4 separate regions of the Mus musculus genome follow, and all the other regions are linked to region 1. A link is a loop called in an ENCODE intact Hi-C map of the cell type or tissue named here. Cell type or tissue: left cerebral cortex. All regions are shown on one strand. Links, peaks and the distances in the headings refer to the core of each region. The heading gives the core; the rest is flanking DNA. Region 1 holds the start of Plppr1 (phospholipid phosphatase related 1). Region 2 overlaps Plppr1 (phospholipid phosphatase related 1). Region 3 holds the start of Gm52718 (a long non-coding RNA gene). Region 4 overlaps Plppr1 (phospholipid phosphatase related 1).

Evidence for each region. Peaks named below come from ENCODE experiments on the same cell type or tissue, not always from the same donor. Only the 100,000 strongest peaks of a DNase experiment are listed, where the experiment ranks them.
Region 2: a loop joins it to region 1, with 3 times the contacts of the local background. A loop is called at or near these places in 2 of 42 quality-filtered maps.
Region 3: a loop joins it to region 1, with 4 times the contacts of the local background. A loop is called at or near these places in 8 of 42 quality-filtered maps.
Region 4: it touches region 1 in a loop (2.7-fold over the local background); 2 of 42 quality-filtered maps call a loop at or near these places.

What each region holds. Positions count from the first base shown.
Region 1 is chr4:49,054,588-49,062,592 of GRCm38, reverse strand. Plppr1 (phospholipid phosphatase related 1) reads right to left here and starts at 3,131. Exons shown (of 8, transcript NM_178756.4): 1 at 2,976-3,131. In left cerebral cortex, for the core only: no CTCF peak of the experiment used is centred there; DNase peaks (open chromatin) are centred at 2,906, 3,544, 5,431, 5,913 and 1 more place; H3K4me3 peaks cover 2,178 bases; H3K27ac peaks cover 1,010 bases.
Region 2 is chr4:49,240,218-49,245,217 of GRCm38, reverse strand. The region is part of intron 2 of Plppr1 (phospholipid phosphatase related 1); the gene reads right to left. It overlaps Gm32657 (a long non-coding RNA gene), which reads left to right. Exons shown (of 3, transcript XR_390555.4): 1 at 1-2,758; 2 at 4,603-4,753. Among named protein-coding and RNA genes, the nearest start is that of Gm32657, 2.9 kb to the left of the region's middle. In left cerebral cortex, for the core only: no CTCF peak of the experiment used is centred there; no DNase peak of the experiment used is centred there.
Region 3 is chr4:48,767,949-48,775,953 of GRCm38, reverse strand. It overlaps Gm52718 (a long non-coding RNA gene), which reads right to left and starts at 779. Exons shown (of 4, transcript XR_003955338.1): 1 at 741-779. In left cerebral cortex, for the core only: a CTCF peak has its summit at 4,367 (motif pointing left); DNase peaks (open chromatin) are centred at 3,883 and 4,378; H3K4me3 peaks cover 462 bases; H3K27ac peaks cover 325 bases.
Region 4 is chr4:49,150,123-49,158,127 of GRCm38, reverse strand. The region is part of intron 1 of Plppr1 (phospholipid phosphatase related 1); the gene reads right to left. Among named protein-coding and RNA genes, the nearest start is that of Gm32657, 91 kb to the left of the region's middle. In left cerebral cortex, for the core only: a CTCF peak has its summit at 4,086 (motif pointing left); a DNase peak (open chromatin) is centred at 4,087.

The sequences.
Region 1 (8,005 bases), core at 1,624-6,623:
AGCGTCAGGGGTGGGGGTGGGGGTGAGGGCAGAGGGAATTCCCGGCACACACGTGACTCGTGACTCCTGCTTATTTCTCTGACATGCTGTTATCCCACTCTAAGGAGATAAGGACCCTGCATCTCTTGCTGCAGCCACACAAAACTCCTTCCATGACTCAGATTTGCTTTCTGCCTGGGAAGTCCTTCTCTTCTTGTTCTTGTTCAAGACTCACCTCCTGTCAGACTCCCTAAGAAACTTTTTGATCCCCCCCAACCTGTCTTTCCCTGGAAGCTCTCCCTTTGTGTGCTTTCATAGCATCCTGGCCATATCTCTGTACAAACACTCACTCCACAGCATTAGCTGTTAATTAGAGTCACCCAGGTGCCATTCTTTCCTATATGACTACAGTCACACGGGACGACTTACAGTTACCCAATGTGTATCAAGCAGTCACACATTTCCTCTGCCTAGAATTACCTTTCAATCCTTCCCTCCTTGCAAAGACTATTCAATTTTTCGAAAGTATCCCAAGAATCACTTACATTCTCCAGGGGAAGAAAAGGAAATCATTGGCTTGCATGTGCTGTTGGCACTCTGCTTATACTGCGGTCATTAAGTGAGTTGGTTATACACCAGGGGTGGTTTGCTCTTTCTTGAAGGTTTGAACCAGCTTTTACTCTCCTGGGTTTTGTTTTGTTTTTATTTTTTCCTTCAGCAACAAGTCCTGGTGCCTGTTCTCTAAACGCTGAGACAATCCAGAGGAAGGGTGAGGACTACACAGGTCATACGTCCGGAGCTCAGTACAGGGCAGAGACAGTGCAAGCTGACTGCTCTGTGTGTGCCAAGCCCAGATTTACCCACTGGCTGAAAACACTCTGAGGGCCAGAACTGGGTTCTAGATTTTGAGTGGCTTCTGGTACTGAGTGCAGGACACATGGTCAATAGGCACCTGTCAACAGAATCTGCGTGTTCAAAATAACTGCGTCTTGCAAAGGAAGAAAGAAAATATATTGTAGCAGATAAAGAACTCTAGGTAAGGGGAGAAAAAAAAAGCCAAAACCCTCCATCTTTTCCTGCCGAGAGTTTCGAGAATCAGGCTGAGACTGTCACCCTGAGGTAAGAATAACTAGCTTCTGGGAAGGTCTTTTCTTCCCTAGTTATTTGAAAAAGAACAAGCAAAAACACTTTTGGATTTCTTTCTCGCTGTACACTTCAATGGAGTCCTAAAGCTAGGCTTTTTCAGTCCTCTGTTTCCCTTGATCAACCCACCCCTGCCCCTCTATATTTTTCCTTTCCTCTTCCAAGCCTCACCCGGCAAAACAAGGTCTCTCATGTGAACTTTGTTAGTGAAGCTCATATATGTCACAGTGTCTCACATTTCAGTCCTAAAGTTATCAAAGCAAAATCATTGCCACCTGAAGGTCTGAGAGAAGGCCCCATGGCTATATGGTCCAGTCACTAATACTGGATCCCGGCCTCCAGCATTTCTTCTGCCAGCACCAGCTTCGCTTCAACACCAGACTCTAGCTTATAGAAGAGACAAAAACTGTACCCACGTGCATCCACCCAACCTTCCAGTCACAAACACGGCAGGATGGAGAAACGTGAACACATTTACTTTCTATACCTAAAAACCCAAACTTGTTTGTATAGTAAAGGCAAGTTTGGGAAGACCAAGTCTTTTGTGGTCCAGATGCAACAACCTGGGCACCTCCAAAGTAGATCCCACTCCATGAACAGGGACTGCCAACCACAGCCCCAGAAAGGAGAATGGAATCAGTGAACGCCTTACAGTGCCTGCCACTGGCCCTCATCCTGCCTTAATTGGCTGTCTGTTCACACCTCTTTAAATGCCTCTCGTTTGCCCCTCTTCTATTCCTCTTTGTCTGGCCTCACCTGCTGACCCAGTGTTGGCTACCTCAAAGGGCCCTTAGATTCCAGGCTTCCCCCAGTCGCAAGAGACCCTTGCTCAGAGTTCATCTCAGCGGGGACTGGCTTTTCAAATGGAAATTCTGTTCTCAGGACCTTTTCCCTGGTGCAGAAGAGAAATAGGTAGGGAAATAACTAGATAACTAGGTGGCAGGTGGCAAAGAATCTCCACAGAATAGGTTGAAAGCAAAAAAAAAAACCTGTATCCCCACAAAGACAAATAACAGCCCAGAATCCTACACGTAGTCCACACGTGTGTGCCACAAAATCCAGGGCAAAAATAAATTCCCAGATTCGCTTGACACCGCTGCCACACAGCTGTCTCAGCCCAGCTCCCAGATCTGCTGCAGTGGTGTTTGTGAAGACAGCGCCTTCTCCCGGGAGCAGAGACCCTGGGGCCCGGCGTTTCTAGGAGGTGATTACTCCAAGCCTTTCAATAACTCATCACTCATCCTGCACTGACCCGAGCCTCACCCTAGAAACTCGGTCACCGTCGAAGTCGACAAGAAAGCCCTTGGCCATCCTAATTCTCCAGGTGACACTGTTACTATGCGCCTGGAGCTCAGGAAAGAGAATCTCTGGCAGGTGCCCACGCCTGAGGCAAAATCAATGGCAACGCTTACAGCTAGGGGCTGAGAAATCTCAACCCCTGCTGGGGCGGTGGGTTTGACAACAGCTACTGGAAAGGTCTCCGGATCCCCACGCCCACCCCTGCAACCCTGCTGGGTATCTCGACCCAATGCAGTCTGAAGGGCGGAACCGGACCGAGAGAGCGCCTCCACGCCCCCTTTGTCTCCACGTTTTCCAAATGACAGGAGAGGAAAGTTTACGAGCCTGGACGGGGTAGCTTTCTTCTGGGTCCATCTGGCACCTCGCAGGAGCCGAGATCCTCGCTGGGATGGGATCGCGCTCTCCTCCTCGGAACAACCAGGGCATTACCTTCATCTGCACCTTGCAACCGGCAAGCCAGGCGTGGGCCACCTGAGTCGCTTCGTCCAGTCGGAAACCTGCCCCCTTCGCCCCAGTATGTCCAGCCTCAGCTGTGCCCCGGGCACCACACTCACCTTTGGCGGCCAAGCTTCCTTCCTTGCGCCCTATTGGGCGGACGGACTGCAGGCGGCGAGGTGCATTCAGGCAGCGGCTGCAGACGAGCTCCTCAGGCGCTGCTGCATTCCGCTTGCGTGGGAGAGCGAGCGGGCGAGCGCGCGGCACGGGCGTATGCGAGTGTGTGTGTTTGTGCGGTGTGTGTGTGTGTGTGCGCTCGTGGGCGGGGTGGGGGCGGGAGTGCGCGGGATCACAGATTCCCCTCGGCGACCATCCCTTGCTAAGCCTCCTCTGCTGCCTCCTCTTGTCGTTGGGTCCAGGTTTTGGGACCTCCCGTTTGTTTAATGAAAGGGAAGGAGCAAAAGGCCGGCGGGGAGGGGGCGTGGGGGGGCGTAGAGGCGGGGAGAGGACCGCGCATGCTCAGAGAGGGGCACCGAGCTTGCTCTCTCTCAAGAGCTGAAGCATGAAGCTTGCAGGGTTGTGCCCCAGGGAGTACCGGAGACTCTGCGGGGTTCCTGGAAGGCAGCCCGGGAATCCCGCTACCTAGGTGCTCCCTGAGCAGAGACGCCAGGGCTCCCGCGCTCTGGAAGCCAGTGGCAGGATCCCCACCCACCTAGGAGCCGCTTCTGCTTGCCAGTCTTTGGTAGCGCTGCGTTTTTCTTGCCTTGGATATTTTTAGTGCTTTCTCAAGCAATCTCTGAGGCCAAAGCATGATATATGCAGAGAAGTCCACAAGGAAACCCGGGCTGCAGGTGGCACCTGGACTAAAATGAGCTTTCTGACTTGGGTTTCCTTCTTCCCCCAACTTCCAGTCTGTGTTTAGCAAGGAGTAAGGGCAGGCAGTCCAGAGTCGTCCAGTCCAAACAGCTTTAACGGCTTCAGGGCAGAAAGGCACATAAAGGGTAGCGGAAGGAAGGTGACTCTCCAAGGACCCTGGATTCAGCCTTGTTCCGTGTCAAGATCCGATGGAGAAGACAGTTGCCTACTCAAGAGGGCAAAAAGAACAATGCAGCCATTGCCCCGCTTGTCTCCAGTGCCAAAGCAATTGTGGGCTCTCATAGGTTGAGGCTTCTGGCCCCTCTGCTAAGTGGAAGAACAACTGTTAGCTTAAGAAAGTCCAGTAAGAGAACTTGAGCCTGTAAAGGCACAGTAACCTGAAGCCACTGGACATTGGCAGGTGAGAGACTCAGCAAGTGGAGTGGAAACTTTCTCAGCGATGTTTGTGCACCAACAAGCGTCCATTTTCTTCTCACAGTTTAATCAAACAGCAGCAGCACACATAACCCCATTTGCTTCCCTACTTTAGAAAAAGACATCCCAAACAGGGGACTTTCTGGAACTCCCTTGCACTCACTTGTTTTTTTTTTTTATCCCTCCAAGGAAGAAGCACAGAAGATGGCCCTCTCTGGCAAATGTTTTCCAAGCTTTCCTTAAAGATCACTTCGGAGGGCTTCCACTGTGCACTTCTAGCAAGCAGATGCCTTCTTGATGAACTCTGACCTGTGTCCCATTTGTCTTCTCAATAATAATGCTGAGTGACACTTGAACAGCAGACAATTAGATCAAATCCTAGGACACACACAGAGGAGAGAAAACAGCATGTCTAAATACCACAAACAAAAGCAAAGTTCAGGAAGGGGCGGGGGGGGGGAACTAAGAACACCAGGATAGGAGGTTCTTAGAAAGAGTGCTGCCCAGGAAGTGTGGCAGGTGGCAATACCTTCCCCCTCATTGAGAATAAAGCTGAGTCCTTTGCTTAAAGAACAGTAACGTTGGATTTCCATCCACCCAGGAGGAAGATCAGGGTCTCCAATGAAACCTCTGACATATATTTGGGGCTCCTAACCATGACTGTTTTTATTTTTTTAATGTTTTGCTATTACAGTATTTAGAAATATCTAAGAGAGATCTGCACGCGCGCGCACACACACACATTCCCTTTAGAACAATCAACAATGTTTACAGGAATTTCAAGGTTCTCATATTAGCAGGGTCAGAGAACAACTTGCAAAAGCCAATCCTTACCCTCCACAATATATGGATCCTGAGAATCAAACTAAGTTTGTGGTGTTTAATTGTGGACACCATAACCTGCTGAGCCATCTCCCCGGGCCCCACTTCACCATCTGAAAGTGTCAAGTAGCTTCAAGGTCAAAGGTGAAGAGAACCTTTCATGTGTGGAACTGCGAATCAAGTGGAATCCCTCTATACTGCATCTACTATAGAACTATGAATGGACAGTTCAAGAATAAAACCTTCCTATGTGGGGAGTGGGGAAAATTCAGGGGGGACACGATGTACACAAAGCATATAACACTTCCTAGCTTGCATGGCTCTCTGCAAACTGCGGCTCTCAGTGTTTTGGTTAACGTTTTCATTACCCTGAATTTTGTTTTAAGCTGAGATTTTCTTTTCTAAGAGAGTGCAAGTGAAAAAGTTGAAAACCAAAGCTTCCCAATTTTCCCTTCTGGCTTCTTCTATCACCCACGCACGCATCACCCTAATGTATTTAAATCCATGTAGTAAAAAGAATACTATGAAGACACGTGGCCTTGCAAATAGTAACTAATTCTAGCCTCACCTTTCTGCTCATGTATGGACATAACGGTGAGACAGGCGTGTCTTCAAGCAAGCATGTGCACCCCTTATTTCTCATCGTATGAATAGAGGTCCACCCCCCCCACCCGACTGGCACTTTCCTTGGCAATCAACTTTGAAAAATATTTATCTTTACATTTGACATTAGCTTAGCTAAGTAGGGTTTCATATGCGGTTTCCAGGCACATTTCATTTTGGATGATTACTCCCAGACACATACCCGTCCTTCATCTTACCCCCACTTTCCCCACTGTATCTTCTCACACACACCCGCATTCCCTGCTCCACCTTACTCTGTTACTAGCCCCACCCCAACTCCTTTAAAGTGTCCTTCTTCGAAGTCACGTGGGCCCCTTTCTAGTTTCCTGCCTTTACCTATATTTACTCCCTTCTGGATACACAAACTCAATAGCTAGCGGCAAGGATCCGCATGGGAGAGAACATATGGTACTGGTCTCTCTGAGCCCGTGTTAGCTCAAATAATGCTTCCAGTTGCATCCATCTTTCTGCAAACTTCACGAATTCCTCTTCCTTTACGGTTGAATAAAAGCACGCAGTGCATGTGTATATTTTCACTACCCACTCACCTGCTACTAGACGACATATTTTCTTCCCATCTAAGTTTGCCTATCAGATGTCTTACTCCTGAGTATAAGATCTATAGTAGTAATAAAGATTTTTGCTGACAGAACTATGGCAAAATTATCCCCATGATCCTTCGAGTATATAATAAGTAATTTAACACTGCATGTCTGCTTTTGTTTATCTTTCCTTCAGACAGGTCAGTTATGAGTCACTCAAATAAAGAGTTTTTGTTCTTCTGCTGCAAGTGGGATATATTCAGTAAATGTTTAAAGGGTGAGTGATAAATACGAACTCACAAATTAACATATGCTGATAAAATGTTTTCTTTGAAACAGACTTCTGAACACACTGATACTTGGTACTTTTATAGATCGTGAAGTTGGTAGGTTCTGCTTTTAAAATCTTTTGTGCAATTGTCTAAAAATGGAAGTTGAAATGAGAAAGGCAAAGCAGGTTTCTGAAGACAGTTTCTATTTCTTTGGAAACAGATAAATCAAGCCCATTCTAAGGTTTTCTTCTAATTCACAAAGAGAGTAAGTTTGGGCTCAAAATGTCTGATAGTTTGAGAGACAGAATCATGCTAGACAACTAGCCCACCAGAATTATTTTCTAGTGCCTCCACTCAAAAGAATAAAATTGTCATTAGTTGTTTTTTCTTCTTCAAAATTGTAATTATAACCAGAGAAGGACCATACTCAGAATCTCACTCTAGCCTTTCTAAATCATTACTCATAAAAGTATGAAATTGGTTTTATTATTATGGATAAGAGTTAGGGTGTTGTGGGAGCATTGGAACTATGACTTCCATATAAGCCATGGAAAGGACTGAGATGATCAGGTGAGCGATGATATATTTATCTTTTCCCTGCCATATATCTAACAAGAATTTTCTGAGGCTGATATGAAAAATGAAGAAGATATAAAGAGAGAAGCTTAGGTTCTTTGTATCCTACTTGATGAAGGAACAGACCATGAATTCTGCCACATTCTGTTAACCACATGGACAAGCATGGTCACTCCTCAGATTATCTTAATTTAGTCTTAATCTTAGAATAACTGTGTTTCTTAAGAAGACACTGATTGACATAAATTTCCAGTGCATTTCTCATATTCATAGACTTTTCTCACCTGTCTTGAGTGATCTCAACCACCCTTACAGTGTTTGAAAGAGAATGATCCTCATAGGCTTGTATGTTTGAATACTTACGTGGTCCCAGTTGGTGGAACTGTTTGGGAAGAATATGGAGATGTGACCTCATTAGATACGGTGTGTCAAGGGGCAGCATTCAAGACTCCTGAAGCCTCCTACCATCCCCAGTGCACTCTCTGATTCTTCTTGATTGTGGATCCAGATGTCTCTCGCCTGCTGCTCTCTTTGCTACTGTTCTGGAGGCATGCTCATTTGTCTACTGCCATGCTGCCTGATAGGATGATTTTGATTCTAACCCTAAGCCCCAAATAAACTCTTTGTTCTATGAGCTGCTTTGATCATGGTGTCTTATCAAAGCAGTGAGAAAGAAACTAAGACATATTTCATACTTGTGCTCTAATACCTGGGCTTCTCCATCTCCTGTGCTTTGTATTTTGGGTCAGTACTTCATATGTCCTACACTTCCAGACCGAAAGTGCCCTCCAAGGTCTCCATCTCTGCCCACTGTTAGCATTTCCTTACTGCGTCAGAATGGGCAGATAGAAAATCCACCTATTCTTTTTCATTCTGGCCCCTGCTGCCAGCCTGGACTGGTTTATTCTCAATGGTCTTGGTGGCTTTGGTTTTTTGGTTTGTTTGTTTGTTTGTTTAAACCATCATTTTTAATGTTTAAATTTAGACTGCTGAAATAAATTGCTCAATCATCACTTCATAGTA
Region 2 (5,000 bases), core at 1-5,000, 180 kb before region 1:
TCTTGCTTTGCAGAATGAATGGGATTTTATAATAATGAAATTTACTAAAAGAAACAACTCTATATCAATAGTCCTTAATGTTTAAACACTGGATCTTGATGAATGCCCTTCTGCTTTTATTCTAGAATTGACTGAATGAGATATGATGATATATTTGGCTTTCCCTTCTCTTTCTTAAATCTTTCAGTAAATTTAATTTGCAGACGTGATTGGATTGGTTCCAGGAGGGGGAGGGGAGAAGTGTGTACGCATCTGTAATGATCTCTGACAGTGTGATGTGGAGCAATAGTTGTTTTTTTTTTTTTATGACAGTAGCCAAAATTACCATAATTAGGGAAAATATCCACATCTTTCTAAACAGCGTTAACTGATTCAAAAGGGACTTAATGAGAAGTTACGAGGGGAAGAACATTTTTGCCATTGACGATTAAACATTAATTAAAGTCAGAAGGCACTAGTCAAATTGTCTTTGGTCTTCAGTCATTTGGCAAGGCACAGAAATTGGAGTCTGTAGAATCTGCTGACGTTGCTGACTGTGACCCTCCAAATGGGTTCTCTAAATTTACAAGCAGTTTCCATGTCTAATTTTACTTCCTGCTAAAGACCTTGATAAGATCATACTGCAGAAATCCAGAGCTGAAGGCTTTTAAATGCAAAGCATTTTAGAATGTGGTATCTTATTTAAATAATCTTTTTTTTTTTTTTTGGTGACAGGTCAGTAAAGGGAATCTTATATGAAATATAGCATGATCCATATTATGAAGAAAAACGTGCAGGGATGATGCCAGAAGAAATGCATCAGGTTATTAGGAACAGATTTTTAAAAAAGAATTGAGTATTGGATGACTCTCCTGCATCTTATGTATCTTCAGTTCATAAACAGGAAAAAAAAAATAAAGTAAGTTTCAACATCCAAAATGTTCTTTATTCTCATGGAAGAAACGATCAGTATCATAAAGTTGTCCCTACTTAGGGTGGTGACATTTTGATTCTGCTGTTGACCCTAGAGTTTGGAAAATGTGATGAAAGGGAAATAAACAAGCACACCTCCCATAGAAATCTTACAGAATATCCAGGGACAGTTTGTTATGTAACCCAGGCTGACCTCCTGCTATAGTGCTATCCTGAAACGCTATATGTTCCAAAGTAGACAAGAGAGTGAGCTAGGATGTGTGTTTTGTCTGTTTGTTTTGTTTTACTTTGTTTTGTCTATGATGTAGGGTGGTCACGTCACATGTTTGCTTTATTTTGCCTATGACATAGGGCAGTCATGTCACGTGTTTATTTTGTCTATGATGTAGTGATGTGGGATGGTCATGTCACCTGTTTGCTTTGGCTCATTTATTTTGACATCGCCCTTTCCAGTTTGCATCCCCTTCCTATCGATCCGCCTCAGCCCACTCACCATCCATAAAATGTAGCTGCCACCTGCCCAGTGACTTTCCACTTTCATACCGATTCACCATTTTATTCTTTTAGAACATGTCAGCCCCCTTTCTGCCCAGAACTTATGATGAGCTCAGTTTGTCTCACTCTTAAATCCCATCTCTTCAGTTTATCCTATCACCAAGAACCCGCTGGAATTCACTGGTAATTTCAACCTCTGTCCAACTATTTTTTGTGTTTACATTTAGTAATTACATGTTATCTTTCCTACTTAGCTTTCTCTCCTCTGTGTTTAACTCCACATTAGTTATTTCATATAATTGGTACTGAAGGGTTTTTTTCCATAATTTAAAACACACATTTTAAAGATGCTAACCACAGCATCTATAACACAACTCCTATACCTAAAGCTCAGGGGACATCTCAGAAGAGGAGACAGAACAGTTTTAAGAGCCAGAAGACCCAGGGGATTGGTAGATATACAGTGTCATATAGACATGACAGGGAAGTTATGCTAATGGAATTGAACAATATGGTTTCCTACACAAGACTTGCATAATGACACTAGCTGACATGCCAACATGAATGAAGAAAATCTCAGAAGGCCTCACCCTGAGATGATGAGCCACAGGGCAATCAACAGCTACTCTCAAAGGGAGAGAATAAGTCTTCTCTCAAAATGATTTCCCCAATAGGTTATCCAATATTAAGTGGTTAGCCTGAAACACGTATACATATGAGCAATACTAAATTCAGACAGAGGAATTGAACCTATTGCCTTCATTTCAAAATTCAATCTTGTGTCTCTGTACTCTCTCTCTCTCTCTCTCTCTCTCTCTCTCTCTCTCTCTCTCTGTGTGTGTGTGTGTGTGTGTGTGTGTGTGTGTCACGGTCAGTTATTTATAGAATAGTTATAGCCAGGTTGGCTTATGTTAGGTCTGAAATGGGACATCTGCACTAAGACATTTGCAGAGTAATTTTTCTCTTATTTTGATTGGTTTTGTCTTAGAATAGTGAGGCATTCCTTGATGCATTTGTGTGAATGTTTGTGAGTGAGTATTCATGTGTGTGCATGTGTTGAGTGTCTGTATCCACACAAAGCCAAGTGCCTCAGCCATACAAGAAGATCACCTTGACTTTGTCAAATTGATGTGAGTTAAAAGTGCAGATAGCAATAATAAGGAAAATATAGTCAATAACTTTTAACTTTGTGCTGGTGCTTTTCATCAGGGCAAAGGAAGAGTGAAGAGGTTTGTAGAAGACAGCTGATTAAACCTCCACATGAGAAGGTGTGGAGCTACTGACCTCCAAATAGCACCGAGACTCTTCTAAGAAATAACCTTGCAAGAAAAGCCTTGGCTCAGACGATGGAGTGAGTTTGTGTGTTTACTGATGTCTTCTGTGTCTGCACCTGGGCTGGTTCCTGGGATTCACTGAGAATAAGGCACAGGCTCCATTCTTAATGATCTATCTAAGTCTAGTACGAATGGCAATTGTATCACAGCAGAGAGTCCAGTGCAGTTTGACATGTGTTTACAAGAGACAGAGTAGTCCAGAGGCATGTCTGGTCAGGAAAGGCATCAGAGGACAAACAGAACTCCATCTCATCACAAACCTGACCCCATCACCAGCAAAGGATTAATTTTGAAGCTGAGTCTTTCTACACTTAGAAAACGGTCTTGTTTTCACTTACTGAAGCAAATGTGATCTCCACACTTGTCATTTAAAAATACAAATAGCACAGGTATAAAACTTGACTACAAAGCAGTATTTTAGAAAAGTCTGATTTCTTTATATTTAAGTCCACTTATCTCTATGGTTGCACCAGAATCACACTTGGCCACAAGAAATCGTTCACAACAGGAATTCTTGGGACTCCCTCATCACAGATGCCTTCAGGGTGCTAGATAGCACTGCAGCACCTGTTGTGGAACTTACAAGTTTCCCTCAGTTCAAAGGCTGTGATGTTTCTATGCTAGGGTAGGGGCACAGACATCTACGAAAGCCCAGAGCCCCGGGGCATGGTCCTGTCTCCTTTGAGGCCCATGGGTTACCATCTTTCTGTTCTTGCCTTTTCATAGATCAGCACTGCCTTTCCCCAATAGGCTAAAATCTCACTCAGTCTGCTTCTCTTCTTTCAGCGCAGCGGGAGTATGTTCCTCATCCTCCTGGTCCTCCCTCAAAGGTGCTCTCCTTCTCTCTGTGCTCCCCAGGCCTCCTGGTAGAAACACTTTTAAGGCAGTGGTTTTCAACCTTCCTTTTCATTGCTACTTCATAGCTGTAATTTCACTACTGTTATGAATCATAATGTAAATATCTGATATGCAGGATATCTGATTTGGGACCCCCCGTGAAGGGCTCATTCAACCATAAATTGAGAACCACTGTTTTAAGGAGTACAAGCTCTCAAAAACTAAGTACCATGTGTGAATGCTTGGGTCTCCCTCTCTCCATAACTTGAGATCCTAGCGTCCAACCTCTCTGAGAGGCAAGCAGGTTATGAGATGCGAGCAACCATGAGTGGTGTCACTGCAAGAGGTCCTAGACTACCATAGAGGGATAGGGTGGTTTAATCTCATCTAACCTCAGTTTCCAGAGATGTGAGACAAGTCAAAGTAATGGGTTGATCCTAAAAGTCCCTCAGCCCAAGGACTGGTAACAGGTTTACTGTAACACAAAAGAGTCTATGTGTTTACCGGGCACCTCAATAATTACCAAACCATTGGCATAGTGATGCTTCATTGCTTGACTAGACAGGCACATATGGAGCATAGAGAAGTAGAAACATCAAGAGTGAATGCTGTGTGTAAGCTAGGAGTGACAGACAGGCTGTGTCCAGAACACGAGACTCCTACAGGCGGCCGTGGATCCTGTTTCGGTCTTCTCTGTATGTTTCCACACTGCATTTAGCTGCACAGGTAATTTCAGTCATTGGGATGGGAAGTTATGGGAATCAGAAGTTTATAGATAAATCCTTGTATAATAGCGGCCTAGAAAATGTTTAAGTTAGCTGTCTGGGATCAGATTGAGAGCACGGCCCTGGTCAGCGAGGTGAGGTCTCTCCTTCATTAACCCTGACTTCTGGGCCTTCTATTTAAGTGATGATTTGGTATGACCAGTGAGAATATTTCAGTCTACAAATGGCCCATAAGAAACATAAAAAATATCATGTGCTCTAAAAGAATTGACTTAATATTTTTTTTTTCTTTCACTTAGGAATGGCATAGAATTCATTCCTTCAAATGACTCCAAATGGCAGAATCCTGGCACATGCTCAGGCCAGACAAGTTAACTCTGGCTTCCCACCCCTGGCATTCTTCTCAACGCTGTCACTAAACCCCAAGTCTATCCTCTGCGTGGTCTCAAGGTGGGGGCGGGGGAGTGCGTGGTCTCAAGGTGGGGGCGGGGGAGGAGTGCCCACAGTGTACTTTCCTAGGGAAGAAATAATACATTCCATCAAAGGCTGGAAGAAGCCTGAGCGACAGCAACTCTGGATTCATTGAGAAGGAAAATGATCTCAAAAGTCACCAAAATGGAAGATTTTAATTACGGTCTTCACTGATCCACCTTAGATGCTTTAAGTGGAATTGTAGAGCCTTTCTTTGTTGATATGG
Region 3 (8,005 bases), core at 1,754-6,753, 290 kb after region 1:
TCCAGGTCTGTGTTCATTCAAAGGTGATGCACCTAACCCTCAAGAGACTGGAGGCCCAGAAAGTTTAGAGGTCAGGTGGGGTAAGGGTTGGGGGCATCCACATGGAGACAGGGCGGGTTGAGGGAGAGGTATGGGATATGGAGATGGGGTGGGTGGGGAGGGGCGGGAATGGAATATGAAGTGTAAAAAATGAATTACAAATAAAATTAAATTTTTTTTAAATCTATGATAAATCACAAATATATCAGGTAGACATTCACAGCTAAAATTACATTGCCAAAGAAAAACTGCATATTTTAGAGAATTTTACAAGTCTCTAGAAATCCCCTAGAGAGATAGTATTCCTTTCTGAAAGTTCAATAAGCTCACTTAATATGTAAAATGTTTTAAAAGAAGAAACACAATGACTACTGTCCCTTAACCCTCCTGAATGCAAAGATCTTCCCAGACCTGGGGGGAAGGCATCTCCAGCACCCCTCAAGAGTGATCAGGGCCACAGCGCCCAATACGCAAGGACATATCCCAACATAAACGTAATCAATGTTCGTTTAAGGAGATGAAAATCCAAGTCAAATTTGTGAGCATCGCATAATAACAAACCACAGCTTAGCGTTATTGTGAAAACCATGAGATGGGAATCGAAAGCCAGGTGGAGACTGTGTAAACTGGGAATGTCCCCCACGGATCATACATTGTAGGGTCAGTCACCAGCTGATTAGAACTGAAGACTCTAATCTCACCTCTGGAGTAGTCGCTGACAGAATCCTGGGAAGCTGGAGAACCTCAGAGGGTGGAGTCAGCTTGGAGGATGTGGGTCACTGGGCAGACACCCTGCAACAGTATCTCTTGTCCCAGCTCTTTCTCTTCTGCTGCTTCCTGGCCACCCTGAGCCACTCTGCTCTGTCACATCCCTACCTGCCATGATGTCCTTCCTCATCCCAGTCCTGAAGCAATGGAGACAGCTGACCAGGGGCCAAAAAAAAAAAAAAAAAAAAAAAAAGCTGAGCAAAAGTAAACTCTTATTCTCTTAAGAAGGCCATGCCAGATGTTTTATCGAAATGAAAAGGCTGACACAGAGGCCTCTCTAAACACGGACTTTCTCATCCTTAAGAAGAGCTTAGGCTGCTATCTATCTCCATGTGCTCTGTATCCAGAAGGAACAGTAAAGAATATAGACACTGAGGACAATATCCTGTCTCTAAAGCTGCATATTAAATAACTGAAGATGCTGTTATTTAGAATAAACCTATAAGACAGCTGTCATGGCTCAGCAGAAAAAGGCACTTACAGCCAGAACTGAGGGACATAAACTCAATCCTAGAACCTACACTGTGAGAGGAGAAATTCAAATTGTCCTCTGAATTTACACACACACACACACACACACACACACACACATAATTATAAGCATGCACATGAGAGCAATTGTAAGAAAAAATTAAATAAAATTTGTCCTTCCCTTTGTAAAGTTAAAAAGTTTACTGTCAGTTTCTCCAATTTTCTCTCTTACTATGAGACAAGACAATTACAGAGTTTGCCTTAAACTGAAGCCTGCCTGCTTCACACTGATTTGCCTTGTCTGTGGCCAAAGCATAAAAGGAGACTCAAGAATGCTGTTCAGGAACACAGCCTGCATCTCAAAAAGCCCATGGGTAGCTACAAGAAGACCACAAGATGAGAATGCAGACTAAGTGGGGAATCTCCCATTCAGGGTAAGCTGCTTTTAAGGAAGAAGCCATCTCAGCAAGTAGCAGACACCTCTAAGCCCTACCTTTTGCTCACTGAGCTGGGGCTGTCTTCTGATCAATCTCAGTGTGTGATGCCTTTCCACACACCATGTGCCCTCCCCTTCCGCTTTTGTACCAGTCTATCCTACTTCTACTGCTGTGTGTGATTCTTCCTTTTATCTGCAACAGCAGGTGCCTTGATTAGGAAGTCAATAGAGCTAGCTTTCCTCCTTGCTTGAGGTATAGAGAAAGCAGGAGTCAGTCAGGAACATCTCTTTTTCAGAGGAGCTCAAAGCAGGATCATGTGCCCTTCCACACCTCAGGTTGGACCACAACTCCCAAAGAAGGCCAGTGTCTCCGGAGAGGCCACATGGCAGAGAAAAGCCTTTTTGCACATCACAAGGATGTGGTGGGAACCCAGACAGTCTAGCCACTATCCACCAGGTCAGAGAAAATGTCCCCCTCTATCTTTTGATCAAGGTGAACAAATGTATTTCTTCTGGAAAAGAGAGAGAAGGGCGTTGATATGATTTTGGAAATCCTTAAGGGGTAAAATCAACACAGCAGCAGAGAGGATTCTACAAATCAGATGACAAAGCTGAGATGTCACTGCAAACTGGCTGAGAGCCAAGAGGAAAGTGTATCAGGGATTCTGTTGCCCCTTCCCGGTCTTAGACAAGAACAGCCCTGGATCTGAAGTTGCATTCAGTGGAGACTGTGGCAGAAACAGTTTTGACAAACCTCTGAAGGCAGCAAGTCTAACACAGGAAGTCCTGTAGCCCCTTTTCGGTCCTTGCTTATCAAAGGGACCTGATGCTCCTTGTTCTCTGTTATAACACTGTACAGATGTTGATCATCACCTGGAATGAATGTAATAAGACTTAAAGGAGCAATGAGCCAGCCAGACTGCACGGTGGGCTGTGAAGATGGGACCTGGATTTGAGAGGAAGATAGTCTCCTCCAGTCTGCCTGTGGAAGACAATCCCCTTCTGCTGCCTTTGGATCAAGATGTAGAACTCTCAGCTCCTTCTCTAGCACCATGTCTGCCTGGATGCTGCCATGCCTCTCCCCATGATGATAATGGACTGAACCTCTGAAACTCTAAGGCAGCCCCAATTAAATGTTTGCCTTCATAGGAGTTGCCTTGGTTATGATACCTCTTCACGGCAGTAAAACCCAAACTAAGACACTATTGTAGGAGAAATGGTGCAGCTGCCTCTGTATAAACACCCAGGGGCCGCAAAGGCATCTCCAGCAGGAGGACCTAGTTGAGGACTAGCTGCCTGAGAGACCAAGGATTGCTGATACAGACAATGCCAGCCAATCAGAAACTGCTGTTTAGAAAAGATGCTTTCTTGGGACCAATGGGGGTGGAGCGTATTAAAGGAGCCTGCAGCAGCATTCAGAGCAGCTTGCTTCTCCCTTGCTCCCAGAGTCTATGTCATTGATTCTGCACCACCTCAACTCCAAGCCCCAAGGGCAGGTAGGGTCAGGTGGCGAACTAGAAGAGTGGTGTGGTGAGCCCATGGCTGGACATTCAGTGCTCAAAAAGTTTACTTTAATCACTTTTATATGGGGTACATGTTCTCTGTGAGATCAGAATCATCACTCATACCTGATTCTCCTTTGCACATTTCTAACGCCCATTTAGCTAGCTCTGATGATATCTACGTTTGAAGTTGCAGCATCTCCCAGGATCTTCCCTAGTCTTCAAGAACAGAAAATTGTAAGACATTCTGATGCAGGGTGGCAACATCTTAAGTAACCACTTTCCCTCTCTGTGTGGAAGTCTCAGCTTTCACTGCATCTAGAAAATGAAGAAAGGCATAAAACCAGCCAGAAGGAGGAGGGAAGCAGTGTGGAGTTATGAAGGGCAAGCCATTGCTACAACTAGAGGTCCGAGAAAGGAAAATAGCGGTGAGATGTATGGCCAAAGGCACTTAGAGAAAGGATTTGTGATTTTACCAAAGACCTCATGCTGCAGTGCTGATTCTCGCCTAAAAAACTGGAGGGAGATGGGCGCAGAATGAAGAGCTGTAGAAAGGGTTATAGTCTGTCAGATTTCTAAATTAAGACCGATTCTAAAGGCTACACAAGTAGTTTCCGCATCAGCCAAAACTATGCTTGCCTGCCTCTTCCAGTGGAACAGATCAAAGGCTGGATGCTGTTTGCGTATGCAAATCACCAGAGAAGCCTGGAAAGAGCTGGCGACACAGCCTTCCTGCAGCAAGAGACTTTTGCTTAATTGGTAAGGAGAGGTGTGGATATCTGCTAAGTCTTCTCCATCTGAAATGAGGCTCCCGGCATTGAAAGTGAGGAAGAGCACAGGCAACTGCTTCCTTAGTTTGGTTTTTTTTTTAAACTAAAATCTGAGTCAACGTTGGAAAATTGCCCCCAAATTGTCCGTAGCTCTTTTTCCTTTACTAGATTTTATTGAGCACATACAGCACAGACTTATTTCAGACCAGTATTTAGAGTTTCACACCATCTAGATATAGAAACTTCCTAACAGCTTGAAAATAAAGGAGAAACCGGTGTACAATAAGCCAAACCAACTCACTGAGCCCACTAAATGCTGTAACAAGGGCAAAGAGGGAGATAAATACCCTCGTGGGGAAAGCCTTAAATTTGCTGTCGGTAGGGCGCCCTCTGCTGTTTAAGAAAATATAGACACGGTGAAGAGGAGGCCTTGAAGACTCATTTCCAACAGTGACAAAAATCTAATCTTGAGATGAATTGGTCCCTCGTAAAACAACAGCTGGGCCTAACAGTCATAGAACAAAACAAAACAAAAAAGTACTCCTGCTCCATGGGCTTCATTCCAAAACAATCCCGAGATATGATTACGTACAATTGAAGCCACAGGATCATTACAGTGGCCCTGAAAGTAGTCTCCACCCCCTCCGCTTAGGTGTTATGCGCTCCTGTTTACTCTGGTCACGTGATCTGACGCTTTCGCCTTTGTCTTCTTTCAAAAGTGAGAGAAAGGAAGTCCTCTTACCTCAGACATAATAAAGATTTTGAGCTTGCTGCTGAACATAACAGCTCTGAATGCTTGCTTGCTTTCCTCGGAAATCATAAAACATTTAGGGACTCCTGGGGCAAGCTCATCATAAAATATTCAGCAGCATCTGTGTCATATTATTTACTGACAGAGTAGACCCAGAAAATATGTGCCTGAATTGCAGGCTGCCCTGCATCACGTGGACCATTAGGCTGTGCTGTGACTGGAAGGAACTAGTTTATGGTCCTTGGACTGTCTCTCTCCCTCTCTCCCTCTCTCCCTCTCTCCCTCTCTCCCTCTCTCCCTTTCTCCCTCTCTCCCTCCTCTCTCTCCCTCTCTCTCCTCCCTCCCCCCCTCTCTCTCCTCTCCCCCTCGTGTGTGCACACAGAAACACAGAAGTGTAATACCTAAGCAGAGAGGGTGGAGACTAATTTCAGAGCCACTGTGGCTTGAATTGGATGTAATCAATCCTGAAAACTGCGATTGATGTCTCTGGATTGTTTTGGAATGAAGCCCTTTCCAGATTGATCTATGAAGCGGGAGTACTTTTTTTATGACTGTTAAACCCAGCTGTTGGCTTATGAGGGACCAATTCATCTCAAGATTAGATTCTGTCAGTAAGAAGAGTGAATCTTTCTGCTCCCTGTCTATTCCTAACTGCATCTGTGCCCTGTTCCCCCTCCCTGTATGTGTGTGTGTGTGTGTGTGTGTGTGTGTGTGTGTGTGTGTATGTCTGTCTGCATGTCTGTCTGTCTGTCTTTGAGTATGTGTCTGTCTGTCTTAGAGTGTGTGTGTGTGTGTGTGTGTGTGTGTGTAAGTGTATGCATACACAAGTGTAAACACAGAAACAACATTTAAGCAAAGGGAGTGGGAGACTAATTTCAAACTCTATGTGTGTATATGTGTGTATTGATATGTATGTGCAATACACACACACTCAGGTGTCAACTGCTTTGTCCCCAAAACTGACAGAATGTCATAGAAAGATTTTTCAGGCAGTCCTTTAGAAAGTGCCTAGCCATCACCTTCTGTGTCAGGTCCTGGCTGGCCTCTGCCACAAGATAATACTAGTTCTGCAGCAGAGATTTTATATGAGATGGGCTGGGGATGGGGGGAGACTAGGTGGTCACTTGGCAATAAGTAGAGTCAGACACTAAAGTCCTGTCTAATCTAGTTCCTCAGCTGCCGGCCACATGACTCTCAGTGCCCACCCTAGAAGGGACATGCTTATTCTGAAACAGTCCCTCACAGGACGTGGCCCATTCCCTTTGAGAATAACCACCTAAGGAGCTTGTTAAACAGAGGGGTACGCATCTGGTTCATCTGGGAGAGTCACTTTACACCCAATACCTCGGCTACTTAATTAGTCTCCTTTCTCTCTTAGAAGTGCACTAGTGTAGGGTGTAAATCACACGTTCACCTCATACACAACCTCTTCCAGGGTCACTGTGACTTCAACACTCACTCACAAAGGTGACAACAACGTCCTCACAGAGGACTTTAGTGGAGTAGGAGGCCGGCCCGCGGCCTACATGAACCAGGTATTCCTGGAAGGCAGGCTGGGGCTGAAAGAGAAACTAGAAGGCGAGAAAAAGAATGATGAGGCCAAGACAAATTTTTCTCTGATCAAGGCCCTCGAGTTTACTAAGGGACTGTGCTTGTAAGGGGGAAGGCTCATCCTCCTCCCCCCACCCACCCCCCACCCCTCGCCAGTCCATTCTTGGTGCTTTGTCGCCATGCCGTCAGCACTTGGTTGCCAGGCTGTTGCTTATAAAGCAATGTCTCAGGAAGACAGGTTCAGCCCCTTGGCAGGTAGCAGAATCTCAGGGCAGTTGTCACTTCAAAAGAAGCCAGCCAAGTCCGAAAGCTGCACCGCAGGTGGCCCCACCTCAGTGGCGACAAGGTCTGTACCAGCCCGCTTCAGGCTGGGGAAGGCTACACTTTAGAGTTTCTAGAATCTTCCTAACAATTCTCCTCAACTATTTTGAGATTCCCGGTTGGAATGTCACAAGGCAGCAGCAGCCAGTATTGGAAGCTGATCTGCTGATTGATATTAGCAGCAGATTCTCTCATGGGAAGCCGCCTCCATCTCCGAGGACACCACCGGTGGGTGAGGCCCAACACACAGGAGCATCTGCACTGCTCCAGACTCTGCATATAGAAGGGGACAGTCCCACATACCTCCTTGTGCCTCACACAGGCAGGAGTCTCAGAAGCAGAGCCAAACAGTTCCAAGAGGCCTTTCTTGCAAAACTTCTCATTTCTTATTGTCCCTATTTGGAATACCACAAAATGACAGCCAATCAGCCAAACACAAGTTATAGGTATTCCTTAGGCCCATCACATTAGGGGAGTATTGTTTTTTTTCTTTTCTTTTCTTTTTAACGTCAATCTAACATGTTGAATTAGATTTCATATCAAATCAGGGATGTGCTGAAAAAGCCAGATGTTAAACTCTTCAGGAATGTTGTGCGTGGATGTTAGATACAGCTGTTGGTAAAGCTTGGATTGTGTAAGTTCTGTTAAAGAGCATAACTTACATGCTTCATGTATTTTACATGCATAAAATAATACATAAACAGAATACATAAATTTTGTTAAAGACAGAGGCAAAAATTAGATATCAGTGATGATTACAGCTATTTGTAAATATGCAAGATCCACTAACTATTCAGTGAGAATGTATGAAGAGAAAAAATTATAACAAATCATAACTCAATACAACTTTAAAATTTGTAAGGCATCTCTTTCGTATTACTTTAGGAGTTACTGTGACGTTACTGACCTCTATTGTGGTTCGAGGGTGTGAATACCGTCTAGTGGAAGGTTACTCTACGTCTCTGCCCACATACCATCCTACTGGCGAGAAGTGGGCAGCACAGAAATAAGTATTACCAAATCAAGGCTTGGAGCGCTATTAGGGAGGTGTTTTGTGTTGTTGTGTTTATGTATGTGAATATTTGCCTGCTTGTCTATATGTGCAACTGTAAGGTTCCATGATTTGCTAGGAATGATACCCCGGACTCAAATAGTATGCAAAAGCAAAGAGCGTTTATTCTGCAGAGAACCTGCATGCATACATCAGGATGGAAGAGAGGGGTGTGGACTTTGCAGGGTCAGTTTAAAGCCTGTTAGGGTGGGAGTGGATAGCTTTTACCTTTCTTCCCTTTGATTGGCTGGCTCTATCTCCAGGGCTATGGTGCCTTTGTGATTGGTTACGGCTCTGGGGGGTTTGGGGGACTTTTGCTGATTAGCTACACTTGGCTTGATCTAG
Region 4 (8,005 bases), core at 1,306-6,305, 96 kb before region 1:
GCTAAATTCCATCTTCAGAAAATGAGAATCACCACAGAGATTCTGTGAGATAAAAATCCAAGCACATAATAATGCAATTAATAGTTTGCTTGAGATATTATTAAAGCCAATATTTGTAGACAGTGCCAGGTTCTGAAAAAACAAAGGAAAGACAAACGGGTTTTTTAAATGCCTGGAAAAGGTATATATCTTTACAATGTATGGCAGTATTCTTGGGTGAGATTAGCCTACAGCGGCAGCCCAGGAAATAGTGCCAGGCTTGCTTCCTTGTTATGGCTCAGACATACTCCAACACCATCCTTCTCTGCACATTCAGAGAAAATTGCAAGGACTAACCGGAAAAACAACTGAATACAAAGCAAGCTTCAGTGTCTATTTTCATAGGGAGAAAACAGATGCCTGGAAGCCTCCTGGTCCAGGTTCCCTGACAGCAGTGGGAAATGCTACTTTCCTACTCCTCCAGGTGACTCTGACCCCTTAGTCTTTCCTACCACAAATTGACAGGATCAGATAACCACATTGTCAAGGCTGTATTTTAACCAAACCTCAGATGTCTTTGCCTAGCCCATGTCTAAAGAAGAGGAGAGAGTCACAGAAGCAACTCAGGGGTAAGTTGCTTCCTTTCTGGAGAACTCCTTGTTCCTATTTGCACATGAGTTGCAGAGTAGAGCCCACTATGAAATAGTGAGTATATAAACCTATCAGGGCCAATTACATTTCACCTTCTCTGAGGAGCACAGATTCCCGGTTTGCTGACACCTACTGTGAGAATGAACTGGCAACACATGCTCCACAGTGAATGTAAAATGCAGCTGAGTGAGGTTTACCCTGCAGCCATGGGTGAAAAATTACGAACTGCTTCTGAATGATGCATTACTATTGAAAATGTTGCTTCCTGGGACTAAAATGTATGGCCACCCTTGGTAGATGGGTAGATCCCCGTACGCAGAGCCTCTTTATCTTAGAGAGTGTTGCCCTGGTGTGCTAAAGACATAGATCTCCACCAAGATCTGGCCAGGGGCTTGGGCTCTGCTGTAATTTGCCTTTGGGATGAGTGACTCTCAGTTTTTCCATGTGCAGAATAGACTTTTAGCAAAGTTCTGTTGAGCATTAATGGAATTAAGGACTTGGCAGAGTACCTGATACACAGATCAATAAATGCTAACCTGTTCTTTGTCTTGTGTTAGGTACCACATTTCAAAGGTATTGCAATATTATGCTGGCTGACGTCCCACAGACCAACAGGAATTTGTTAGAAACCTATTCTAGAAGCCCATAATCATTATGTGTCCTGGATGGCTAAGGAGCCTCTGGATGCAAAGGCTGTGACCTTCAGAAAAGAGCCCTTTCTCTTAATATACCTTATTCTTTATTTTTCTTTCCAATTGTTAGAATTTTGGCTTCTTTAATTACATCTCCACAAATAATGAATTACTGGGTTATTTTAATTATTGAATTTATGTTTCTTTTTTCATTTTTATTGGTTATTTTATTTATTTATATTTCAAATGTTACCCCTCTTCCCAGTTTCCCCTCCACTAACTCCTATCCCCTTCTCCCTCCCTCTGCCTCTATGAGGTGCTCTCCCAACTGCCCACCCTCTCCTGCCTCAGCACTCTAGCATTTCCCTATCCTGGATCATTGAGCCTCCATAGGACCAGGGGTCTCCCTTCCCAATGATGCCAGATAAGGCGATTCTTTGCTACATATGAGGCTGGAACCATGGGGTCTCTTCATGTGTACTCTTTGTTTGGTGGTTTAGTCCTTGGGAGCTCTGGGGGTCTGTTTGACTGATATTGTTGTTCTTCCTATGGGGTTGCAAACCCCTTCAGCTCCTACAGTCCTTGCCCTAGCTTTTTCATTGGGGTCCCTGCCCTCGGTCCAATGCTTGGCTATGTACATCCATATCTGTATTGGTCTGGCTCTGGCAGAGTCTCTCAGGGGAGCCCTTTCTAAGGAGAGCTAGCCTTTGTCTCTACCTGATCCTCTGTGACTGGTCACACCCTTTTATATCCAGCCCCATTTACCATTGGGAAGGTTTAACTTCTAGAAAGTGCTTCTCTAAATTGGGCTTGAAATTGGCCTCTCTGTGCCAGCTAGACCCACTGATGAGTTATAACTTAGTCTACTAAGTCGCCAAAAATACCAATATACTTGATAACAGAAGGTGCAGGATGAAAGAGTCATTTACCTGAACTATGTTACAGTAGGCAGAGCCTCACAGGATTGGCCATATAACTTGCCTTACTTAGTTGGGGTTTCTATTGCTATGATAAAACACTGTGGCCAAAAGCAACTTGCTGATGAAAGGGTTTATTTTAACTTAAAGTTCTCTGGTCGTATTTCATCGCTGAGAGAACTGAGGATACAATTTGTGCAAGAACACAACAGCAAGAACTGAAGTGGAGGCCACGGAGAAAGGCTGTTTTCTGGCTTGTGCTTCATGGTTGTCTCAGCCTGCTCTCTTATAACACCCAGGATGGATTGTCCAGAGGTGGACCCGCCTACAATGGGCTGGACCCTTATATATCACCTGCTAATTAACAACATACATCACAGGCTTGTCTACAGGCTAATCTTCTGAAGGCATTTTCCCAATTGATGTTCCCTCTCCTCAGTGAATCTAGCCTGTGTCATGTTGACAAACAAAAATGCCAGATATCTCTTCTCTAGGGTAAAGAGATTCTAAAGGCAAGAGGGAAGAGTCTGAACTGACTATAAATGCCGAGGGTAAACCATACTTCCATCTTTGGATGGAGGAAAGAATATGCTACAATATTGTTCATCCAGGTAACTAAATGGAAAGGTGTTGAGTTAAATGGGACATAGCACTTATATTACATAACAGGCACTTGTCCTTCCATTCATTCATCAAGGTCTGTTGCTAAGTGACTACAGGATGAAGGGTGAGGACGCCATTTAGAAAGATTCCATGCCCATCAATGAGACTCTACACAAAAAAAGATATGTCTAAGTTTAGTGATGTGGCTCAGTGTTAGAGTGCTTGGCTGATAATAATAATATTTATGATAGTTCCTTGAGAAATAATAAAATATAGACAATAAGACATAATGCCATTGGTATCATTGGTGAATGACCTTGAAAACAAGAAACAACAAATATGAGCCTTTGAATGCTATTTCTGCTTTTAAAAGTTATAAACCCTAATATGAGCAATTTTCATCAGCAAGATCAACACAGCCACTCACTAATTGGGTCTCTCAATGGTCACAGCGTAAGTGAAAGTATCAAGAGAGGTGAAGAAATGAAAGGGAAACTATGAGAGGTTGTGCATTCTTCTCACTCGACAGATGCTGAGTTTTACTACTGTATATGTATAGATATTTTTCTCTTGGGAAGACATAGTAAGAAGTGGCTGGAAAAATCACCTTAGGTGTGAAGATGTGAGTCTCAGCTACTGGAAAAAACTCAGAGTTTTTTTTTCTTAGCCAATAAATGAAAAATTCAGTAAGGCACAGGCTAAATGTGCTAAACGGGAGGAAAAAAAAAACCACTTCATGTGGGCAAGCCATATTGGTGAACAGAGGTCACAAGCCCTCCAGAGAATCTGCCCGAGTAGCTGATGGCAGCACAAATGCTCTCCTAAACGCAGGACCAGCCTTCAATGCTACTGAACAGATATAGGATGGGAATGGGTGATTTGGATGGCGGAAGGGAGTTGATGACAGGGTATTATTATGAAGCCCAGTGCAACTGAGTTCTTTAAACAAGAGAAAGATCCTAGGGACTAACGGACATTCTCTAGTTCCTGTTCAAGGCATTTGATCCAGCTCATGAAGGCCTCCAGTGGTCTGCAGAAGGCAAAATGGTTGTAACGAGCTAGGTGGCCCTTCCTGTCCAAGACCAAGCTCAGTCGGTATCTAGTTTCCCAATGGCGTTTGCTAACCCACTTTGGGATCTTCAGGGTGAGAGCTCCTCAGTCTCTCCACAGCCTAACCTCTCTCCATAGGGGTTACTGGCCCACGGGCATCTCTCTATTCTGTAGCACAGCACACTCATAGAAAGAGACAGATATCTCCAGGCAGTTAATGGCCTCCAGGGGGAAAGCTGGAACACTCTGAAGCCCTCTGCTGCCCTCCACAGGCCACACACGATGGGCAAAGTTTGCTAGTCAGCTCTGGGCCAGTGCGGTATAAAGTAGATTACTCCAGTCATCTCTCAGAAGGCTAGGTGAACTTCCACTCTGCCCCAAACAGAAGCTTACTCTACTGGAACATGAGGACATGATAACATAGGTAAAGTTCCACTCGGAAAACTCTACTCAAAATCATCCTGCACAGAAGGGTTTGCTATGGTTCCAGACATGGCATGATTGTAGAGGTATGAAAAAGAACAGGAGCTCTCAAAAAAAAAAAAAAAAAAACAAAAACAAAAACAAAAACAAAAAAAAAAAAAACTGCAGTGGTCAGCCCTGAAATCATATACATACAAGTACCATTATAGGGATGAGACAGGTTGTAATGCTTTTAGGAAAACACACACACATACACAGGAGAGAAAGAGAGAGACAGAGGGGGGAGACCAGAGGGAGAGAAAGAGAGAGGGAAAGGGAGAGAGGGAGGGAGGGAAGCATGGAGGGAGGGAACACAAAAGGGAATAAAAAGGAAGAGTTGGAAGGAGAAACTTGGAAGAGGTAAAACAATGCTGTTTAATTAATGATGTTTTAATTAAAAATTATTTCAAAGAAAACTCCCCAGTGTTCCATGCCCCACTCTGTCTGACCCATGCCCAGGCACCCAACTCTAGTCCAGAAGAAAAATAACTTATTCTCTGAGTCCAAACGCAACATGGATGTTTATTCCAGAAATAAACATCTCATGCAAATGTACACTTCATGTGTGCTACCCTTGTTTTGGAGGCATAAAAGTTTAAAACATAAGACTTGCTATCAATGTCTTTCATAGGCAGACAAGGAAAGAGCTCTTGAAGGAAATTAGTTAGGAGCCAAGCTGTGAGGACATAAGAGCAAAAGACAGTTGTTTATGTCTCTGGGGCTAAGGAGAAGAAGGAAGAACCATTTATCTGACATGCCACTTGTATGTTTAAAAAGGCAGGCAGGCAGGCAGGAAGGCAGGAAGGCAGGAAGGCAGGAAGGCAGGAAGAAGGCAGGAAGGCAGGAAGGCAGGAAGAAGGCAGGAAGAAGGCAGGAAGGCAGGAAGGCAGGAAGAAGGCAGGAAGAAGGCAGGAAGGCAGGAAGGCAGGAAGAAGACAGGCAGGCAGGCAGGCAGGCAGGCAGGCAAGAATTTAATGGGTTCCCAACTTCTATAGGAGTTCAAATAGAACTCCTTTAGCAGAAACTATAGCTTGATCCATGACTTTGTGTGTATATAGTATATGCATATATGTGTCCACAAGTGCACGCATGAGCTTGCAAAATAGAGTGTCAATGTCAGGTCTCCTCCTTGATCACACTCTACCTTAATATCTGAGGCAAGACCTCTCCCTGAATCTAAAACTCACAGATTTGGCTAGATTAGCTGACCAATGAGCCCCCCAAATATCTTCTGTGTCGATCTCATTTGGATTATACATACAGACCACCACACTCAGATCTTTATGTGGATGCTTGCTAGGGAAGCACTTTACCAACTGGGCCAACTCCTGAGGCCTTGGCTTCACACCCTCCCTGTAGCATCAGTAGCAGTTTTTATATTGCTCTCTAATGTCGACTAGTGCCACTGAAATGCAACTTTATCTCTGAAATGCAGCTTTATCTCAAATAGTAGGTACCCAGAACCCCCAAAAATGTTCCAGGCATTTACTCCCCCATTCAGACACACTGTGCTTCACTTTCTCCTTAATTTCTCTCCCTCTCTTGTTGTATTTATTCAATTTTGTCTCAGCCACTTTTTCTAGAATGGCAAACCTGGTTCCTGCTGTGTCCCTCTAAGTTCATTCGCCCATGGGCAGTTGTTTTTATTCTGCTCATCCCCAGCTCAGCTTCTCTAAACCTTGAAGTTTAGAACCTGACCAGCTAACACCCATGTCCTGTCTACGAGGTTTTACCTAAGATCCCTGGGGGTCATGGCCCATGGCAGTCACTGTTTGCCTTCAACACCTCCCTGCCTGCCTGTATCCTAAGACAGTAGTAAGCAATCAAAGCTGTCACAGCTATATCATATCTTAAGAAGCTTCCCTGGTCTACTCGGAGCCCTCTTTGAGCAGTTGCTTTTATTTTCTTTCACTCACGGGCCACCAGATGGATTGTTCCCCTATGTGTCCATAATAATCATTGCTGGACGTGAACATTTTATCTCCATTGACAGTCCTAGTAAAGTAGCTCTTAACAAGAGTTAGCCTCGGAATCAGGGAGCCCCACTCAATTTGAGAAGAAGTCGATTACACTGCAGTGGTTATGAGAATACTGGTAGATTAATGCCCACAATGTGCCAGGTTCTTCATGTCACTGCACGCTTCCAACTCCCTTCTGACAGTTTAACTTAAAGTTCAATTTAAGGGAGATTAAGGGATTTCCTTGAGGTTTTTCACTCACCCCATGTCAGAGCCTGGCCTTGGAAATATGTATTTGTTGCCCATTGTTTTAGAGTTCCAATTATTGGGATGAAACATCATGACCGAAAGCATTGTGTGTGTGTGTGTGTGTGTGTGTGTGTGTGTGTGTGTGTTATTTAGCTTGTATTTCTGTATCACAGTTCATTAGTAGAAGCAGTCAGAGCAAGAACTGAAAGGGAGCAGGATCCTAAAGGCAGGAACTGGTGCAGAGATCATGGAGGAGTGGTACTCCAGGCCTGCTCCTCCTGGCTTGCTCAGCCTGTTTTCTTATAGAACCCAGGACCACCTGTTCAGGGCGGTGCCACCCGTAAGCAACTGGGTCCTCCCACATCAATTACTGATTCAGAAATGCTCTGCAGCCTGAGGTTTTTCCTCAACTGAGGTTTCCTTTTCTCTGATGACCAGTTTGTGTCAGGTTGACAGAAAAACTAGCCTGCACCACCCACCCCCACTCCTCTTTGGTATGACTGTGTATCATCCTATCTGAATTTGGATTCTAGATGATACTAACTTCTGGCCACAGGGCCACATTTGGGTTTTTAATGACTTCAAAGGAATATTCAAAGGCTCGTGATTCTATAGGATCTCCTTTTATATTCTTTGGAAATGTTTGAGGGGCTTGAAAGGCATCTAAGAGCCACAGTGAAATAGCGAGGATTATTTAGAACTCAGCATTAAGTGATTACCCTCATAGAGTGACTCACTATTCTTGTTGTTATTATTGTCACTCCTGGCTGAACGTAAAAAAGTTCTATGAGTAGAAAAAAGCAAGAGATCTTCTCATTAAGACAGGATATTGCTAAGTGTATATTCAAGCTATACGGCAAGAAGCATGACACACATAAGCCATATGGTCTATGCACACATTTCACCAGCAGGTTGTAAGCAACGGTTGCTAAAAGGGGCTATTATACAATATGGTTTTTTTGTGTCTCTCACATCTATGGATTTTTTTTTTACTCTCAATTCCTTGTCCTTTCATATTCCCCAATAGGGGAAAACACATATCTTTTCATCTCAACTGGCAATTTGCACTTCCGAATGTAAAATTTTCAAAAGCATTTATGTGCCCACATCTGTTGCATTCATCACCATAACCCCAGTGTTTGGCCCCTGGTAGGAACTCAATAAATAATTGTGTAATTTAAATCAGGTTCCATTTCCACAATGATCACAGCTGCCCTCTTAGGCTAAATTTATGCAAGTTGATGAAGCTATGTGTGAACACAGATAGATGTAAATGTAAGGCTGTTCTCTCCCATACATTATCCCCCAGGAGTGAGCAGGCCTCTTGGTTGTATGAGGCTTTGCTGTGGAAATGGTGGAAATGAAAGTCTTTCCTGCATTGCCAATTGGGCAGAATGTACAGAGTCTAGCATCGGCAGGCAGGCAGGCTCCTGGGTACAATGCTACAGGTACCTGGAGAGCCATCCCTAGCAACTGCTGGGCTCAGCCTAGTTGGGAAATATAA